Regions from separate parts of the Homo sapiens genome. Here region 1 is linked to region 2. A link is a loop called in an ENCODE intact Hi-C map of the cell type or tissue named here. Cell type or tissue: ascending aorta. All regions are shown on one strand. Links, peaks and the distances in the headings refer to the core of each region. The heading gives the core; the rest is flanking DNA. Region 1 holds the start of TRL-CAA6-1 (tRNA-Leu (anticodon CAA) 6-1). Region 2 holds the start of LOC124904443 (a long non-coding RNA gene).

Region 1 (9,458 bases), core at 3,970-6,469, 230 kb before region 2:
CATTGTTGGATTGACAGCAGAAATAAAAAGTTATTAGTTTCCAGTTGATTGTGAATACACATACATTTCCTGTGCTACATTTTACATGTATGTGACAGCAATGCAAAAGCAGGAGAGTAAAAAGGAAGAATTTTTAAAGAATAAAAGAATAGCTCTCCCTCTCCCTCTCCCCCTCCCCCTCCCCTCCCCCTCTCCCCACAGTCTCTCTCTCCCTCTCTTTCCACGGTCTCCCTCTGATGCCCAGCCGAAGCTGCACTGTGCTGCTGCCATCTCGGCTTACTGCAACCTACCTGCCTGATTCTCCTGCCTCAGCCTGCCGAGTGCCTGCGATTGCAGGCGCACGCCGCCACGCCTGACTGGTTTTCGTATTTTTTTGGTGGAGACGGGGTTTCGCCGTGTTGGCCGTGCTGGTCTCCAGCTCCTAACCGCGAGTGATCTGCCAGCCTCGGCCTCCCAAGGTGCCGGGATTGCAGACGGAGTCTCGTTCACTCAGTGCTCAATGTTGCCCAGGCTGGAGTGCAGTGGCGTGGTCTCGGCTAGCTACAACCTCCACCTCCCAGCCGCCTGACTTGGCCTCCCAAAGTGCCGAGATTGCAGCCTCTGCCCGGCTGCCACCCCGTCTGGGAAGTGAGGAGCGTCTCTGCCTGGCCTCCCATCGTCTGGGATGTGAGGAGCCCCTCTGCCCGGCTGCCCAGTCTGGGAAGTGAGGAGAGCCTCTTCCTGGCCTCCATCCCATCTAGGAAGTGAGGAGCATCTCTGCCCGGCTGCCCATCGTCTGAGATGTGGGGAGCGCCTCTGCCCCGCCGCCACGTCTGGGATGTGAGGAGCACCTCTGCCCGGCCGCGACCCCGTCTGGGAGGTGAGGAGCGTCTCTGCCCAGCCGCCCCGTCTGAGAAGTGAGGAGCCCCTCCGCCCGGCAGCCGCCCCGTCTGGGAAGTGAGGAGCGCCTCTGCCCGGCAGCCACCCCATCTGGGAGGGAGATGGGGGGCGACTCTGCCCTGCCACCGCCCCGTCCGGGAGGTGGGGGGTGCCTCTGCCCGTCTGCCCCTTCTGGGAAGTGAGGAGCCCCTCTGCCCAGCCGCCACCCCGTCTGTGAGCTATACCCAACAGCTCGTTGAGAACGGGCCATGATGACGATGGCGGTTTTGTGGAATAGAAAAGGGGGAAATGTGGGGAAAAGATAGAGAAATCAGATTGTTGCTGTGTCTGTGTAGAAAGAAGTAGACATGGGAAACTCCATTTTGTTCTGTACTAAGAAAAATTCTTCTGCCTTGGGATGCTGTTGATCTATGTATGACCTTACCCCCAACCCTGTGCTCTCTGAAACATGTGCTGTGTCCACTCAGGGTTAAATGGATTAAGGGCAGTGGAAGATGTGCTTTGTTAAACAGATGCTTGAAGGCAGCATGCTCGTTAAGAGTCATCGCCACTCCCTAATCTCAAGTACCCAGGGACACAAACACTGCGGAAGGCCGCAGGGTCCTCTGCCTAGGAAAACCAGAGACCTTTGTTCACTTGTTTATCTGCTGACCCTCCCTCCACCATTGTCCTATGACCCTGCCAAATCCCCCTCTGTGAGAAACACCCAAGAATGATCAATTAAAAAAAAATAAAAATAAAAGAATAATTGAGGTCAAAAGTACAAAACGAGGTGGTGAAATAAATTCAAATATATCAGCTATTTTTTTTTGGAGGGTGGGTGGACAGAGTCTCTGTCACCCAGGCTGGAGTGCAGTGGTAGCATCTTGGCTCACTGCAATCTCCACCTTCCCGGTTCAAGCGATTCTCCCACCTCAGCCTCCTGGGGACTACAGGTGCATGCCGCCACACCCACCTAATTTTTAGTAGAGATGCGGTTTCACTATGTTGGCCAGGCTGGTCTTGAACTCCTGACCTCAAGTGATCCACCTGCCTCAGCCTCCCAAAGTGCTGGGATTACAGGTGTAAGCCACCATGACCCGGCCTATAACAGTAATTATAATAATGCAACTGAACAAAACCTTCCAGTTAAAAGATAAAGTGAATTTTTAAGATCAGTTTTATTCTGTTTAGAAGAATGACATTAAAATGTAAAGAAACAGAAAGACTAAATGGAAAAGGGAATGCCAGGAATATTCTAACAAAAAGAAAGTTGGCATATAGCTATACAATATCAGACAAAATAAAGTTTAAGAAATAATGCATCATTAGGGATGAAGATGGTCATCATATAATAAAAGATTAAACTACTGATGAATATATAACAGATAAAATGGCATTAAAATATGAAAGCAAGAATTAGGCCTACAAGGGAAAATGAACAAATCCGTCGCCACAGTGAGAGAATTCCGCATACTTCAACCCTTACTAGATCAAACAGAAAAAAATTATTAAGCGTGTGTCTCTTTTTCTTATTTACTTTTATTAAGCATATGAATGCAATTAACAAGCTCAATTTAACAGATATATATATATAGAACTGCAATCAATAATTATTAGTTGTACATTCTTCTCAAACTCACATGGGATATTATGAAAACTGACTTTATATGAGGCTGATAAGTTTCTTTTATTTATTTATTTATTTTTTTTTGAGATGGAGACTTGCTCTGTCACCCAGGCTGGAGTATGATGGCACTATCTCAGCTCACTGCAACCTCCGCCTCCTGGGTGCAAGTGATTCTCCTGCCTCAGCCTCCTAAGTAGCTGGGATTACAGGTGCGTGTGCCACCACACCTGGCTAATATTTTTCATTTATTTATTTTTTATTTTTAGTAGAGATGGGTTCACCATGTTGGTCAGGCTGGTCTTGAACTCCTGATCTCAAGTGATCCACCCATCTCGGCCTCTCAAAGTGCTGGGATTACAGGCTTGAGCCACCGCACCTGGCTAAGGCCAGTAAGCTTCAACATATGTCATGGAATCAGTACTATATGAAGCACATTTTCTGAACATAAGGAATTTAACTCAGAAATCAATAACAAAAAATAACTTTTAAAAGCCTTCATATATTTGGAAATTTAAAAAAACAAAATTTATGGAATGCAGTGAATCCTGTTATAATGGGGAAATGTATAGCCAGTGGCTATTCTGATTGGTCAGTGCTATATCTGTTAACTCCTCCACAAAAAGAATTATCTTCTGGGTTTTGCTTTTGGCTTTCCCTAGACATCCCAAAAAGCCAGCCCCCATACCTTGGCTGGCCACAGGGAACTCTAGGTGGCCACTTCCAGAAAAACCACTCAGTGAATCCCAACGTGAAGGGCTAACTGAAGCCAGCCTATGGCAGGTGTTGGTTATAGGTCCCTGTCCCTATATGTCTCCCAAGACAGGGCAGCCTGAACACTGATCCACTTAGCGATTGCGCAGTGTCAATCTGGCCCCACACAGCTGTGGCTAGCCACTACCAGTCAGTACTACCCTTTGGTTCTTCTTGCCTGTGGGCACTGCAGCCTCTGTGGGACCTTAGTACTAAGAGTCAGAGAATATCAGGGAGAACAGGTGGGCAGTAACAGGTTACATTGGAGGCATAAGCTAGATGCTGTGGCCTCCACTGGCACAGCTGGTCCTCTTGTTACAGGATGGAGGCTGTGGGGCAGATGAGAGCATAAGGGAGGTTTGGAGCTAAAGGGTGGCTGAGGTGCAGATGTTCTTTCTTCCCATCCCTGTTGAATTTCACCTCCATTTTAGGGAATGAGACTTAAAATCTCAAACATCATCCCACTACAGGCATTAACAATGGACCCTCCTGGCAATGTTTATACATTTGTAATATATGTTTATATATTAACCCATTGAAGAATTAAAATTATCATCATTATCCTCTTTTACAGGAGGAAATGGAGACAAAGAGAGCCAAGATTCAAACACAGGAAGCACAACAGAGCCCATGCACTTAATCTTCACACTGTGTTGCCTCATCCAGCCTGAATGGTTAGGGTCAATCTAATTATATATGTCATTCCAATAAATGACTTTTGTATAATAAAAGATAACGGATACATAAAACCCTCAGACAGTATTTTAAAGGCTGGAAAATTTGTGAATACAATTGCTGTTAGTTCAACCGGTGACAAAGAACTCAGTATCATAAACAGCATGTTAGGAAAAAGTTTCAACTTATCGAGACTACAAGTCATCTAATGACTATCAGTTTATTAGGAAATTATCAAAAGAGTTTGATTCCCAGCCAAACTGAATCCCTGCTTCTCTCCCATGTAACTCAGTTCCAAATCAAATGCACAGTCCAGTACATCTGAGCTTTTTGCCAGCAGAGAGGGGGCCCGAATGAGTTGCTTACTATGAGGCCACTTGGGGGGGGGGGTTTATGGACTGGAAACGGGAAGGAATGTGCTTAGTTTGCCGGCTGTTTTGGAGAATGCGTGATTTAGGTTGGCCTGGGACCTTGGCCTGGGACTAATTAGAAAGCTTGGCCCGGGACCTTAGCCTAGGACCTCGGCCGGGAATAATTAGGGGCTTAAGTGATGATTTGTAGAGGCTAGCGAATGAACCTCGCAAGTGAAGACACAAGAGCCCCTTTCTGAAGCTAAGACTCATCCCAGGATTGAAATGATCCCAAAGATTCCTCAAGAGTTGGAAGTTTACAAAGGAAGGAAGGGAGGAAAGAACCATCAGAATTTAATCCCTTCAAAAAAAGCCTGGGTTTAGAAAGAGGCCAGGGGAAAGACAGGAAGCGAGTACGGAAAGTGAGGTATTGCTGCAGTTTCGTTGAGGCGTAAAACGAATACACAGCGCGCTGGAGGCTCCGGCTCAGAAAAGTTTTTCGTAGAAGGAAAGACAAAAACGTTTCGTTACCCGGGAATCGAACCCGCGTTAACTGCTTGAAAGGCAGCTGTGCTCACCACTACACCACCAACGCGTCCCCGGTTTGGAATTTTAGAAATCTATATATAAGATAAGCAAAGCGTATGACTTTCCCGACCGTTCTAGCAGTGTCTTTTGTTTATGATCCTGAGGTTAAACATGCTAAGCCCTCCATTGGTGAGAACCGATTCTTATGAATCGGCCCCGCCCCACAAACGGCGGGGGGCGGTGAACGCAGAAGCCACTTGCTCTGGAAGCCGGAGGGCGGAGCCGGCTCACAGCCGAGAGAGAAAGCCGCAGTTGAGCACCGCCGGGGGATTTTCCTCCGCCGTCTTCTCTTCCCCCCCGCACTCCTCATGTCCCGTAGCTCCCAGCTCCGCAGCTGTTCGAGACTCCGCACTGGATCCGCCGGGTGTCGGATTCAGCAACAGTGATTGGTGCGGAGGATCCGAGGGAGACGGGCCGACACAGGGTCTACCTTGACATGGCTCGACCCCTCTACAGAAGCAGAGGGGCGCTCGAAGAGTCGCCAGGGAAAATGGAGCCTTAAGGTTTAGTTTGGGTAGTGAGGAAAGAGGAAAGAGCTGTCGGAGGCTGTTTCATTTTTCCCGCTTTGCGACAAGGTCTAGAGAGAGTTACAATTTTATTTGAAACAGTAAATAGACACATTAATGTGACCTGATAGCGTGCACCATCAGTATATGATAAAATTAGGAGAAATTAGGAAGTTTAGCAAAACGTGTGTCAGGATGGCCGAGCAGTCTTAAGGCGCTGCGTTCAAATCGCACCCTCCGCTGGAGGCGTGGGTTCGAATCCCACTTTTGACAACGTATGTTTTCCATCCTTACTTTTCCTCCTGATTTGAACCAACCAGCAATTATGTTTGAATTCTTAGAGAAAGACTTTTCGATCGGTCAACACTGCGTTTTATCCTGGGTATCTACATTTACGAAAATTATTTGTGCTTCTCTGCACATATAGAACTAAATCTATTTTTCCTGTATTGTAGGCTGGAGTCTGGTCTATGAAAACAGGGAGCAGTTGAGACTAAGTTTAACTTTGGACTCCAACTTCCCAGTGTCAATTTATCCATTCTTTTATTCAACAACAATGTGTTGAGCCCTTTCTGTGCGTCAAGCACACTAAGGCAGGCAGATACCATCTCCTTTGACTAAACAAGAGAACGCCCTCAACACAGGATCCTTTAATTTGCTCTACAGTCTTAGCTGGGTTTTTTTTTTAACGCTAACGCAGTAGTGTCAAACTTTGGTAAGGATCAGATTCTCCACCGCCTTGCCCCGCTCCCCAGCTTTTTTTTTTTTTTTTTTGAGACAGGTTCTCACTCTGTACCCCAGGCTGGAGTACTGTGGCGCGATCTTGGCTCACTGCAGCCTCCGTCTTCCCGGTCCACGCGGTTCTCGTGCCTCAGCCTCCCAAGTACCCGGGGTTCGCGCCTGTAGTCCCAGCTACTCCGGGAGCCTGAGGCGAATCTCTTGAGCCCAGGGGGCAGAGGTTGCAGTGAGCCGAGATCGTGCCACTGCACTCCAGGCTGGGGTACAGAGTGAGACCCTGTGTCCAAAAAAAAAAAAAAAAGTCATTAATGTTATACCAATGCCAATTTCTTAGGTTTGATAAATATAACATGGTTATGTAAGGTTTTAACATTAGGGGAAGTAGAAAGGATATAGAGTAATAACTTTATGTAGTATCTTTGCAACTTGTCTGTTCATCTAAAATTATTGCAAAATCAAAAATTCTTTTAAAAAACCAACAACTTGAAAGTGGTTGCCTGTGAGGAGTAGGACCTGGGAAGGGGGCAAGAAACTGCTTGTACCAAGAATTGATTTTTTTAATAATGGGCATGTGTTCTGATTTAATTTGTTCAAACTTTTTCCCCCCCTTTGGAACTGGGTGACATAGTTGTGATTACAATAATCAAACTAAGACTACATACAATATAAGGATTTTTAGATACCTAGTATACAAGAAACAGTCCCCAAAGAAACTAAACCAAAATGATCAACAGACATTTAAAAGTAAATAAAGTTTGTTTATATTTCTCTGTAGAAAAATAGATTGCACCCAAATGGGAGGATCTGAGATGTCACAACTAAACACGATAAAAATCTTTCTTCTTATATTCCGTGTGTGTTGGGTTTTTTAAAAGGAGAAAAGGCATGCTATCAAAATACTAAGAAACTATATAAAAGTGAGTACCATCAATCCTCTTGAGAAGTTCAAACAGGTTGAGGGGGGTCAATGTTGAGAATTGAGATGAGATTCAGGAAAGGAAGAATGTAATGCAGGATGTACGTGTCACTCCATCTCTCTCTCTTTTTTTTTTTTTTTCAGGTTCCTTCCATGTGAAGCCAGGCTGCGTAAGACTTGGGCCAGGGCCAGGAAAAAAGGGCAGTTAAAAATGTGAAATGACAGCCAGGGACAAGTGCGTTGTTAGTGTAACCTTCTCTCCGTCTTTAAAAAATCAACCTAAGAAATATAATGTATAATGTAGCATTGTTCTAGCCAAGCTCTCCCATAATTTCTGAGATGAAAATAAATCTCCCAATGTGCACAGGGCAAATATACTCTGGATTGGATTGACTGGGAACTAACACAAGGTTATCCTTTTGATTATTTTGTTTACACCAACAAAGCAAAGGCAAATATCCTTGCTTTTATATTGTCATTGACTCAACTGGCAGTAAAGTTGTGCCTAAGGATATTTTGCAGATTCCGTCACTTGCTATAAAAAACACACAACTAGCTAGGCGTGGTGGCTCACACCTGTAATCCTAGCACTTTGGGAGGCTGAGGTGGGCAGATCACCTGAGGTCACGAGTCTGAGACCAGCCTGACCAACATGGTGAAACCCCATGTCTACTAAAAATGCAAAACTTAGCTGGGTGTGATGGCAGGCACCTGTAATCCCAGCTACTCGGGAGGCTGAGGCAGGAGAATTGGTTGAGCCCGGGAGGCAGAGGTTGCAGTGAGTTGAGATCGCACCTTTGCACTCCAGCTTAGGCGACAGAGCAAGACTCTGTCTCTGCAAGTATACAATAAAATGCACACTTTTTCTCACGGGGCTCAGCATCCAGCTGTGTTTCAAAGGAATAATATGACCAATTTCAAAACATCTAGGGGAAGGTCTGGTAATAAGTGGAGTTATGGCCTATTTGTAAGGTGGCATGCTGAGGCTCTAGACTCAGGCAGGACAGGGTTCTTCATTCCAGCCTTCCTGTCCCCACTTTATAGCTTTGTGTCTTTGAATAAATTGTTTAACCTCTTTGAACCTCATAATGCTCATCTTCAAAAAGAAGATAGTATTCCATAATGCTACTGTGAAGATTAAGTTAGATTGTGTATGTCAAGTACCTAGTACATAGTTATCACCCAACTAACAATTAATAGTAATTGCTAATATTTGTTGATAGTATATTATACGCCTGACATTCTTCTTTGCCTCTTACATATATTAATTAATTGAACCCTCACAACAGTCTGGAGGTTGGTACTGTTATCATCATCATCATCCCCACTGCAGGGAAGGAGAAACTGAAGCTTGGAGAGTTTAATTTGCACAGTATATAAAGTGGCAGGGCTGAAAATCTATAGAGTCTTGTTCCAACATCCTCATTATGCCATGGGCAGAAACCACATGGGATCATACTATTTCTCTGACATAGATAAAGTCAATAGTAACTTTAATCGTACCACCAGATCTACTTCCTCTGACATATACCATCCTCCAGAGTCCAGGACTCAGAGTCTTTTCTCTAAAAGAACAATGGATAAAGTGACATGATTACAAACAGCTAATAAGCATGTAAACTATTTGTTAGTGTTATTAAAACAGCTAGACTGACAAACTCAACCAGGTTCCTATGACAAAAATACAGAATTTGAATCATAGGATCACACATGGAAACACTGCCAGTACTTAAGTTTCTCTTCATTCTCTGCTTTTCCAATTCCACATCTCTCCCTCTCTCTTCCTGCATTATATCTCAATCCTCTCCTCTTTACCAGCCCTAACTCTTCAGTACTGTTCCAATGTATTGGCCTCAAACTCTTTTCCAAACCCTGCCTTCCCCTATAGGAATCATGCACACGGTCTCAGGAATATTCTTCACATTCCTCCTTCAGCACCCACCCCAACATTTTCTGCTTCTGAAAGCCTTTATGTACTTTTGTACTTTGATTGGTTGGAATGAAAAGCAAGAAGGAGTTTTAAAAGTTTATTTAGGTCTATAACTATATTTTACATAACAAAATTCATACATACAAGTAACAAAATACACAAAATATAGGTGAAAGCAATGTTAAAGTGCCACACAAGTTTTAATAAATTAATGACTTTTTATTTGAAGCAGAAGAGGATGAACCGCCCTCCCCCCAAAAAGTCAAAAGACTTCAGTTATCCTGGAAAGAAAGTTCTAGCTTTGGAGGGAAGACCCCCCCAAGCCCTTCATCTCTGAAGGGCAGGATCATAGAAGACAGTCTAGAAGGCCCATAGCATAGCCCTGACAGTCACAGCTGACTTATCACGAAGGGCCATTCAATCAACCTCCTCAATGATGGGGCCGGTGCTGGGGTCCCCCTGGTGGGCTTGAGCGCTACAACTGCTGCCCCCAGGGACACCAGGCCCCCCATAGAGC
Region 2 (9,458 bases), core at 4,349-6,848:
GATACTCCAAAAGGCCCAGCAGAAAAAAGCTGCACCTTGCTCAGCACAGGGTACCCAGGGACAAGGCCAGTCCAACACATCGGAGAGCATTAGGGTGCCAGAGTCCAGCCACAGGGACCTGAGGTTGCCTCCGTTTTCTGCTACCTCTAGGTCATTGGTTGCTCCACCTTCACCAAGATGCTACCTCGGGGAAGATAAGGGAGTGTTCCAATTACCTATTGGTGTGTAACAAACCACTCCAAACTTACTGGTACAAAACAGCAACCAGTTTATTATGTCATGGATTCTGTGGGTCAAGAATTCGGAAAGGGTATAGTGGGGATGACTTGTCTCTGCTTCAGAATCACTGAGACTTCAGCTGAGAAGACTTGGAAGCCTGAGATGACTTAAAAGCTTGGGGCTGGAATCATTTGGAGTTGCTCATTCACATATGTAAAAGGTAAACTAAGGCACAAAAAAAAAATTTTAAGAGCTCATTTGACCAGCCGGGTGCTGTGGCTCATGCCTGTAATCCCAGCACTTTGGGAGGCCGAGTCGGGTGGATCACGAGGTCAGGATTTGAGACCAGTCTGGCCAACATAATGAAACCCCGTCTCTACTAAAAATACAAAAAATTAGCCAGGCGTGGTGGCACGCGCCTGTAATCCCAGCTACTTGGGAGGCTGAGGCAGGAGAAATGTGTGACTGGGGAGGCAGAGGTTGCAGTGAGCCGAGATCGCACCACTGCACTCCAGCCCAGGTGACAGTGCGAGACTCCATCTCAAAAAAAAAAAAAATAGAGTTCATTTGAATAGGAAGCAATTAATGAATTGGGAAATACCAAACCAAAAGAAGTTTAATTTTCTCATGACAAATCATCAGGGGCAAGTATTTATGGGGTAAATGTGGAGCAAAATAAATAATTTGATTGATTGCAATTTTACAGTTGCCTTATTCATTCATTCACCTTCTTGGAAAGTCCCTAGTTATATAAGTTTTTGGCTACTTCCAATTGGTTGAGCTTAAGTTTTGTTTTTCTTTAATACAGGCATTTACAAGAAATGGCTCAACATAAGTTTCCCTTGTGTTTGTAAATCAAGGTTGAGGTCACTTATGAGGCCTAACTGGTTTTGTCTGCTCAGAGATTCTTCAGGCCTGGTCTCCATTTTAATTTACTTCAACATATGTCTGAGGTTATGCTGGCTGTTGGCTGGGATCTCGGCTAGGATTGTCAGCAGGAACACCTACGTGGTTTCTCCATGAGGTTGCTCTGCTTCCTCATATCCAAGGTGGCTGGATTCTGAGTGACTCCTAAGACAATCAAGTGGAAGATGTATAACCTTTTTTGACCTTGCATCACTTCCACCTTACCTACAGGCCCACCCAAGTTCAAGAGGAAGGAATACAGACTCCACCTCTTAATGGGAGGAGTGTCACACTAAAGAAGAGCATGTGGTGTGGAATATCTTGTTACAACTCTCTTGAAAAAAGTACAACCTGGCTGGGCGCCATAGCTCACGCCTGTAATCCCAGCACTTTGGGAGGCCGAGGCAGGCGGATCACCTGAGGTCAGGAGTTCAAGACCAGCCTGACCAACATGGAGAAACCCCATCTCTACTAAAAATACAAAATTAGCTGGGTGTGGTGGCGCAGCTAACGTGGCTCCCAGCTACTTGGGAGGCTGAGGCAGGAGAATCGCCTGAACCCAGGAGGTGGAGGTTGCAGTGAGCCGAGATTGCACCACTGCACTCCAGCCTGGGCAACAAGAGGGAAACTCCCTCTTAAAAAAAAAAAAAGAAAAGAAAAATACAACCTGCCACAGCCATTAAATTTCAAAGTGGTTATACAGAAATAGATAACCAGGACTTAGTGCTATGGGGGTTTACTTAGTTCACCTAGGTAACTGCTTGGTATTGTTCGATTTGCTACAATGAAATCTGCTAGTATTCCTTCTCTAATTAAAAAAATAACTTTAGGCTGGGAGTGGTGGCTCATGCCTGTAATCCCAGCACTTTGGGAGGCCGAGTCAAGCAGATCACTTGAGCCCAGGAGTTCGAGACAAGCCTGGGCGACATGGTGAAACCCTGTCTCTATAAAAAATACAAAAATTAGCTGGGCATGGTGGTGCAAGCCTGTGGGCCTAGCTGCTCGGGAGGCTGAGATTGGAGGATCACCTGAGCCTGGGGAGGTCGAGGCTATAATGAGCTTCGATCTTGCCACTGCACTCCAGCCTGGGTGACAGAGTGAGATCCTGTATCAAAAAAAAAAAAAGTGTTTAAAAATAAATAACTTTAAAAGAAGACACCTGAAATTGTGGCCAGACCTAGATTCTCATTCTGATTCCAATATTAACTGATTATGACCTTGGGCAAATCAAGTTCTCAATATCTCAATTTAAAAATGTTTCTAAGTGAGATAAAATAATTTAAATATTCTCTTACAGTAGCTGGAAAAGGCAAACAAAAGCAACATTGTATATTACATGCAGTTTTGCAAAATTTGGGCTCAAGTTCCTTGAGATGCTTACAAAAAATAAATTCAGTGGCTAAATAAACTGAGGAAATGCTGTATATTATATCCCTCTCCCACTCTTGAAGAGTCTCAGTAAACATTAGGAAATTAAACAGGCCGGGCGCGGTGGCTCACGCCTGCAATCCCAGCACTTTGGGAAGCCGAGGCGGGTGGATCACATGAGGTCAGGAGTTTGAGACCAGCCTGACCAACATGGAGAAACCCCGTCTCTACTAAAAATACAAAATTAGCTGGGTGTGGTGGCACATGCCTGTAATCCCAGCTACTAGGGAGGCTGAGGCAGGAGAATCGCTTGAACCTGGGAGGCGGAGGTTGCGGTGAGCCGAGTACTCCAGCCTGGGTAACAAGGCTGCACTCCAGCCTGGGTAACAAGAGCAAAACTCCGTCTCAAAAAAAAGAAAAGAAATTAAACATCTGAGCATTCCCGTAGGAAATAAATTTATTCAATTTGTTTAACCAATCAAATTAGATGAAGGCTAGAGATTTCAGATTTCAGGGTCTGGACTTTTGGGAACAGGCTGGTGTGGGGGTTTGCCAGACTACCTGAGTTTGGTAACTGGTTCTACAACTTACTGTGTGTTCTTGGAGAAGTTACTTAACTTTCCTAAGCTTCAATTTTTTCATATGCAAAATGTGCTATTATTATTCTAGTTTTACATTTGGTTGTTGCAAAAATAAGTTAAACCTTTTTGGTTACATTTTAATTTAATCACTACTATAATGATGATGCGACTACCAACACTGATCTAGATAGACTGTAGTCCAGCTTCTTTTTTTAGTTTTTTAATTTGATCTAGACTTTTTAGGAAATTACTCTGTGCAAGATTTCTGACAAAAGACAAGGGAGAGGGTAAAATTTAGAGTAGTTTGGGAGGTCGAGGCGGGCAGATCACTTGAGGTCAGGAGTTCAAGACCAGCCTGGCCAACATGGTGAAACCCCATCTCTACTAAAATACAAAAATTAGCTGGGCATGGTGGTGCACACCTGTAATCTCAGCTACTCGGGAGGTTGAGGCATGAGAATTGCTTGAACCCAGGAGGCAGAGGTTGCAGTGACCTGAGATCATGGCACTGCACTCCAGCCTGGGCAACAGAGCAAAACTCTGTCTCAAAAAAAAAAAAAAAAAGAGAGACACAAGATCTCATCCTGGCATCAGTCACTGGTATCTCCTTTCATTACTCCTTGGCAGTCCTCAGTAAGTGTCATATTGCTTTTTTTCCCAATTTTTTTTATTGTGGTAACATTATATAACATAAAATTTATCATCCTAACCATTTGTGAGTGTACAGCTCAGTGGTATTAAATACATTCATATTGTTTTGCAACCATCACCGTTATCCATTTCCAGAACTCTTTTCATTTTGCAAAACTGTAATTCTGTACTCATTAAGCAATAACTCCCGATCACCCCTCCCCTCAGCTCCTGGCAGCCACTCTTCTAATTTCTGTTCTATGATTTGGCTACTCAAAGTACCTGATATCAGTGGAATCATACAGCATTTGTCCTTTCATGACTAGCTTATTTCACTGAGCATAATGTCCTCAAGTTTCATCCATGTTCTGGCATGTGTCAGAATTTCCTGCCTTTTCAAGTCTAAATAACATTCCATTATTTTTCACATTACCTTTTGTTACTTTAGGAATCATGGTCTGGGGGCTGGCCTTTAGCAACCAATATGTTTGGGGAGAGAGATATCTTCCTCAATGGCCTATCTTCTTTGTTGATGGATTCCTAGAGAATTATGCTACATTTTGCATCCAGGAAGGGTCACCACACCTAATTAGCCCACTTTTTTCCTCCAGAATTTTAATGTGTCTGAAAATTCACCTCTTAAAGGAGGAAGTGAAGGCAAGAGAAAGAAAGATGTGGGAATTGGCAGAAATAATAATTCTTCAAATGAGTCCCTTCCTAGACAGCATTCTCAAGCTAGGTATGCAAAAGAGCAGGACCACAGAGCTGCATTAAGGAATTAGATTTTATAGGATCAGAAAACAATCTTAGGAAACTGGGCCATTTTTAGTCTTCATTTCTTTTTGTGTTCTTATCAAAAATTGTAAAGGGGGTGGAAGATACATGCTGAGGTGGCAACCAACAAACATTCTCTTCAGAGGGTAAGACCACAGTGCTACAGAGAATGGAGAAAAATGTCATATACTTCCACAAACCAGAGTCAATGTTAGGAAAGATTTCACTCTAACGGCTTCCCTGCTAAGGGAGTTCTTCCATGAGTAGCTTTCACTGTGCAAGATCAGATGAGACCTAGGGTAGCCCAGGACACAAGGATCCTCCCATAATCCCCCAAGGGGCCACTTTCAATGTGGGCTAGTCTCTGCCCGTCCCTGCCAGGAACTGAAGAGGCTGTGCCAGTACCTTTTCCCCTGATCAGTCTCTGGGAAGGCAAAGCTTTTCTGCATCTGCCCTCAGTGGTTAGTGAGACTGTGGGATCGTCCTGAAGGACAGGAGGTCCTGGAGTTCACCCTCATGACATCATATCTGGCTTAGGACCATCACTCTTCATGTCCTGCTCATCGCTGTTCCTCACCATAGTTTCTCCCTAATGCAATGCCTTGTGGGGAGCTATTTCCCTGAGTACACAGTGATATCAGGATGTGAATCACCTTTTTCTGGGCAGAGGTGGTGGAATTTTTTACCATCATGAAGCTGAGGTTCCTTGCCCATTCTGAGTTGAATAACCCAAATCTTGGCTCTTAGAGCTTCTCATATCCCTAATTCCTTATAAAACTTAACTCTGTCCCCAGCTCTTTACTATCCCATTGCTCAGTATCTTCTACCACGTCCTCCTTCTCAAGACTCTGATACCTAAAATATACAATTTTACAGCAGCAGGAGGAAATAGGCAAAGGATATTTTCCTTTGTGGTGCTGGGTGTTGGGGATTAGTTGTAAAACTAGTCTCCACTAGAGGGAGACTTAATCTCAAGAAAGAAAACAATATGATCTGTGTCAAGTTGAGAGGAAGCAGAGGTATTAACTGTTTATATAGCTTTTGTATTATAGCCAACTATCTCTTCTTTAAAAATCTTTTTGTTGTAAAAATGAAGAGAATTTATTTATTTATTTTAGAAATTTTTAAAATTTTGTTTTATAACTATGTAAAATACTTGGGTTTCAAAATAAACGCTATAAAACAAGGCATATTTAAATAAGTTTATCATCTACCTCCACACCTTCCATATCACTCCTTCTCTCTCCCTAAAGGTAATCACTTGATTTTTAGTAGAGATGAGGTCTCATTTATGTTGCCCAGCTAGTCTGGAAGTTCTGACCTCAAGTGATCCTCCTGAAGTGCTGGGATTACAGGCATAAGCACCGCAGCCGGCCATGGTATTTCCTTCTCTATGAAATGTTTGTTTAATCTGTAGCTCAGCTTCCTTTTTCTTTTTCTTTTTTTTTGAGATGGTCTTGCTCTGTCGCCCAGTCTGGAGTGCAGTGGCTCGATCTCAGCTCACTGCAACTTCTGCCTTCTGGGTTCAAGTGATTCTCCTGCCTCAGCTTCCCGAGTAGCTGGGATTACAGGCGCGCGCCACCAAGCCCAGCTAATTTTTGTATTTTTAGTAGAGACGAGGTTTCTCCATGTTGGTCAGGCTGGTCTCAAACTCCTGACTTCAGGTGATCCATCCGCCTCGGCCTCCCAAAGTGCTGGGATTACAGGCGTGAGCCACCGTGCCTGGCCCCTTCTTCTTTTTGTAATGAAAAACAAACAAAAAAGCACACTTGGCCAGGCCCAGCACTTTGGGAGGCCGAGGCGGGCAGATCACGAGGTTAAGAGATCGAGACCATCCTGGCCTACCTGGTGAAACCCCGTCTCTACTAAAAATACAAAAATTAGCTGGGCGTGGTGGTGCGCACCTGTAGTCCCAGCTGCTTGGGACTCTGAGGCAGGAAAATCACTTGAACCCGGAAGACGGAGGTTGCAGTGAGCCAAGATGGAGCCACTGCACTCCAGCCTGGCAACAGAGCGAGACTCCGTCTCAAAAAACAAACAAAAAAACAAAAACACACACACATACACAAAACAACCCTCTTTTACTGAGGAGTATACATACAAACAGACAACCACTAAGAGTCCCTCACACTTTCTTTTTTTTTTTTTTTTTTTTTTTTTTTTTTGAGACTGAGTCTCACTCTGTCACCCAGGCTGGAGGGCAGTGGCGAGATCTCAGCTCACTGCAACCTCTGCCGCCTGCGTTCAAGCGATTCTCCTGCCTCAGGCTCCCGAGTAGCTGGGATTACAGCCGTCTGCCACTGCACCTGGCTAATTTTTGCTGTTTTAGTAGAGACGGGGTTTCACCATCTTGGCCAGGCTGGTCTTGAACTCCTGACCTCGTGATCAGACCGCCTCGGCCTCCCAAAGTGCTGGGATTACAGGTGTGAGCCACCACACCTGGCCCCCTCACATTTTCATGTACTGACAAAACTATTCCATCTTTTTTTTTTTTTTTTTTTTGACAGTGTTTCAGTCTTGTTGCCCAAGCTGGAGTGCAATGACACGATCTTGGCTCACTGCAAACTCCACCTCCCAGGCTCAAGCAATTCTCCTGCCTCAGCCTCCCAAGTAGCTGGGATTACAGGTATATGCCACCATGCCCAGCTACTTTTTGTATTTTTAGTAGAGAAAGGGTTTCCCATGTTGGCCAGGCTGGTCTCGAACTCCTGACCTCAGGTGATCCGCCCATCTCAGCCTCCCAAAGTGCTGGGATTACAGGCATGAAACACCACACCCGGCCTAAAATAAATTTTTAGGACAGATCAGGCTGGCCCCATTTTCTAGCCCAGTTTTTTACAGAGCTATTAGTCTTTTTCTTCCCTATTTTTAGAAGTTTTTCCTGAATCAAATATATTACTCCTTTGTAATGTAATTTATAAATTTCTTTTCCCATTAGTCTTTTTACTTTTTTTTGTTATTATGTAAAATTTATCAATTTGCATCTATGGGGATAATCAAACATTTTTTCCACCTTAGATCAATTAATATGGTGGATTATATTAATAGATTTCCTAATATTATATGTTCTTGCATTTTTGGAATATTATCCAGTTGGTCATGATAAATATTTTTTAACATGCTGTTGGATTCACTTTGCTAATGTTTTATATATATGTATCAATATTAATACAAAAGTGAAATTGATCTATAATGGTTTTTTTTGTTACAGTCTTTGTCACGATTCTAAAATTGAGGTTTGGAAATCAATGTTATACTTACTTTGCAAGATGATTTTGGGGGTTTTCCCTTTTTTGTCATAGTCTAAAATAGTTTTAAAAATTAAAGATTTGTTTTTTAAAGTTTGGTAGAATCATCTGTAAAACGATCTGGGCCTGCTTTGTTTTGTAGGGGAACTCCTTAACTAGTTTCTATGATTATTTTATGTTACTTGGCCGGTTTAAATTTGCTGTCTCTATAGGGGCAAATTTTGTTAAATTGGATTTTCTAAAAAAATCCATTTAATGTAGATTTTAAAATATTTTTACAAGAATATTTTTCAAATTTCTTCTTTTGTGTCACTTTATTTCCAGTTTCATGGATTTGTGCTTTCCTTAGCTAGGAAATTATCAAAATTATTTTTACAAAGAAACAGTTTTGGATTCTTTAATTAATATAATGCTACCATTGTTATTGTTATTGTTGTTGTTTTCAAACCCATTAACTTCTGCCTTTATTTTTACTAATTTCTTATTTTTGTGTCATTCGGTTTACCCTGGGTTTTGTGTATAATATTTTGAGTTGGATTGTTATTTATTTTTACTTATATAGGTATTTAATGCTATAAACCTTTCCCTCATAGCTGTTTTTGCTGTTTCCCATAAATTCTGGGGGTTTTCATTGCTATTTTCAAAAACTTCTCCCGCGCCACCACCATGCTCTCGGTCCGCGTCCGGATCACTTCCATCGCTGACCCACAGCAACAGCAGCTCTTGCTGCTGAAGGTTCTCAGTCTGGCCAACAAGGAGAACACGCCCTCGACCCTGAGCGGAACTCGCATCCTGGCCAGCAAGGCGGCGAGGAGGATCTTCCAGGAACCAGCGGAGCCGAAAACTAAAATAGCTGCTCCTGGCGTGGAGGATGAACCACTGCTGAGAGAAGACCCCGCCACTTTATCATCTTCCCCAACGAGTACCATGATATTTGGCAGATGTATAAGAAGGCGGAGGCTTCCTTAAACCGAGGAGACCGAGGAGAGTGATTTTATATCCCGTGTTCTGGCTTTCTTTGCAGCAAGTGATGGCATAGTAAATGAAAACTTGGTGGAGCGATTTAGCCAAGAAGTTCAGATTACAGAAGCCCGCTGTTTCTATGACTTCCAAATTGCCATGGAAAACACACATTCTGAAATGTATAGTCTCCTTATTGACACTTACATAAAAGATGCCAAAGAAAGGGAATTTCTCTTCAACACCATTGAAACACCTTGTGTCAAGAAGGCAAATTGGGCCTTGAGTTGTATTGGGGACAAAGAGGCTACCTATGGTGAATGTGTTGTAGCCTTTGCTGCAGTGGAAGATATCTTCTTTTTTTTTCTTTTTTTTTTTTTTTTTGAGACGGACTTTCGCTCTTGTTGCCCAGGCTGGAGTGCAATGGCGCGATCTCCGCTCACTGCAACCTCCGCCTCCCGAGTTCAAGCGATTCTCCTGCCTCAGCCTCCCGAGGAGCTGGGATTACAAGAATGCGCCACCACACCCAGCTAGTTTTTGTATTTTTAGTAGAGACTGGGTTTCTCTATGTTGGTCAGGCTAGTCTCAAACTCCTGACCTCAGGTGATCCACCCACCTCAGCCCCCCAAAGTGCTGGGATTACAGGCTTGAGCCGCCGCGTCCGGCCATTAACAGCATCTTTAAAACTGTGTAGCTACCTCACGACCAGGCCTGTTTATTTATAATGCTGGTGGTATCACCTTTTGCCAGCAGGCTGGCTGGCTGTGACTTA

Evidence for each region. Peaks named below come from ENCODE experiments on the same cell type or tissue, not always from the same donor. Only the 100,000 strongest peaks of a DNase experiment are listed, where the experiment ranks them.
Region 1: it touches region 2 in a loop (10-fold over the local background); 5 of 110 quality-filtered maps call a loop at or near these places.

Annotation. Positions count from the first base shown.
Region 1 is chr1:161,608,118-161,617,575 of GRCh38, reverse strand. TRL-CAA6-1 (tRNA-Leu (anticodon CAA) 6-1) reads left to right here and starts at 5,547; the gene lies at 5,547-5,630. It also overlaps the pseudogene HSPA7. RefSeq lists enhancers at 4,608-4,657, 4,402-5,095, 5,096-5,790. In ascending aorta, for the core only: no CTCF peak of the experiment used is centred there; a DNase peak (open chromatin) is centred at 5,045; H3K4me3 peaks cover 1,756 bases; H3K27ac peaks cover 1,850 bases.
Region 2 is chr1:161,378,294-161,387,751 of GRCh38, reverse strand. LOC124904443 (a long non-coding RNA gene) reads right to left here and starts at 2,352. Exons shown (of 2, transcript XR_007066693.1): 1 at 2,154-2,352; 2 at 245-1,290. It also overlaps the pseudogene RRM2P2. In ascending aorta, for the core only: a CTCF peak has its summit at 5,419 (motif pointing right); a DNase peak (open chromatin) is centred at 4,941; H3K27ac peaks cover 1,092 bases.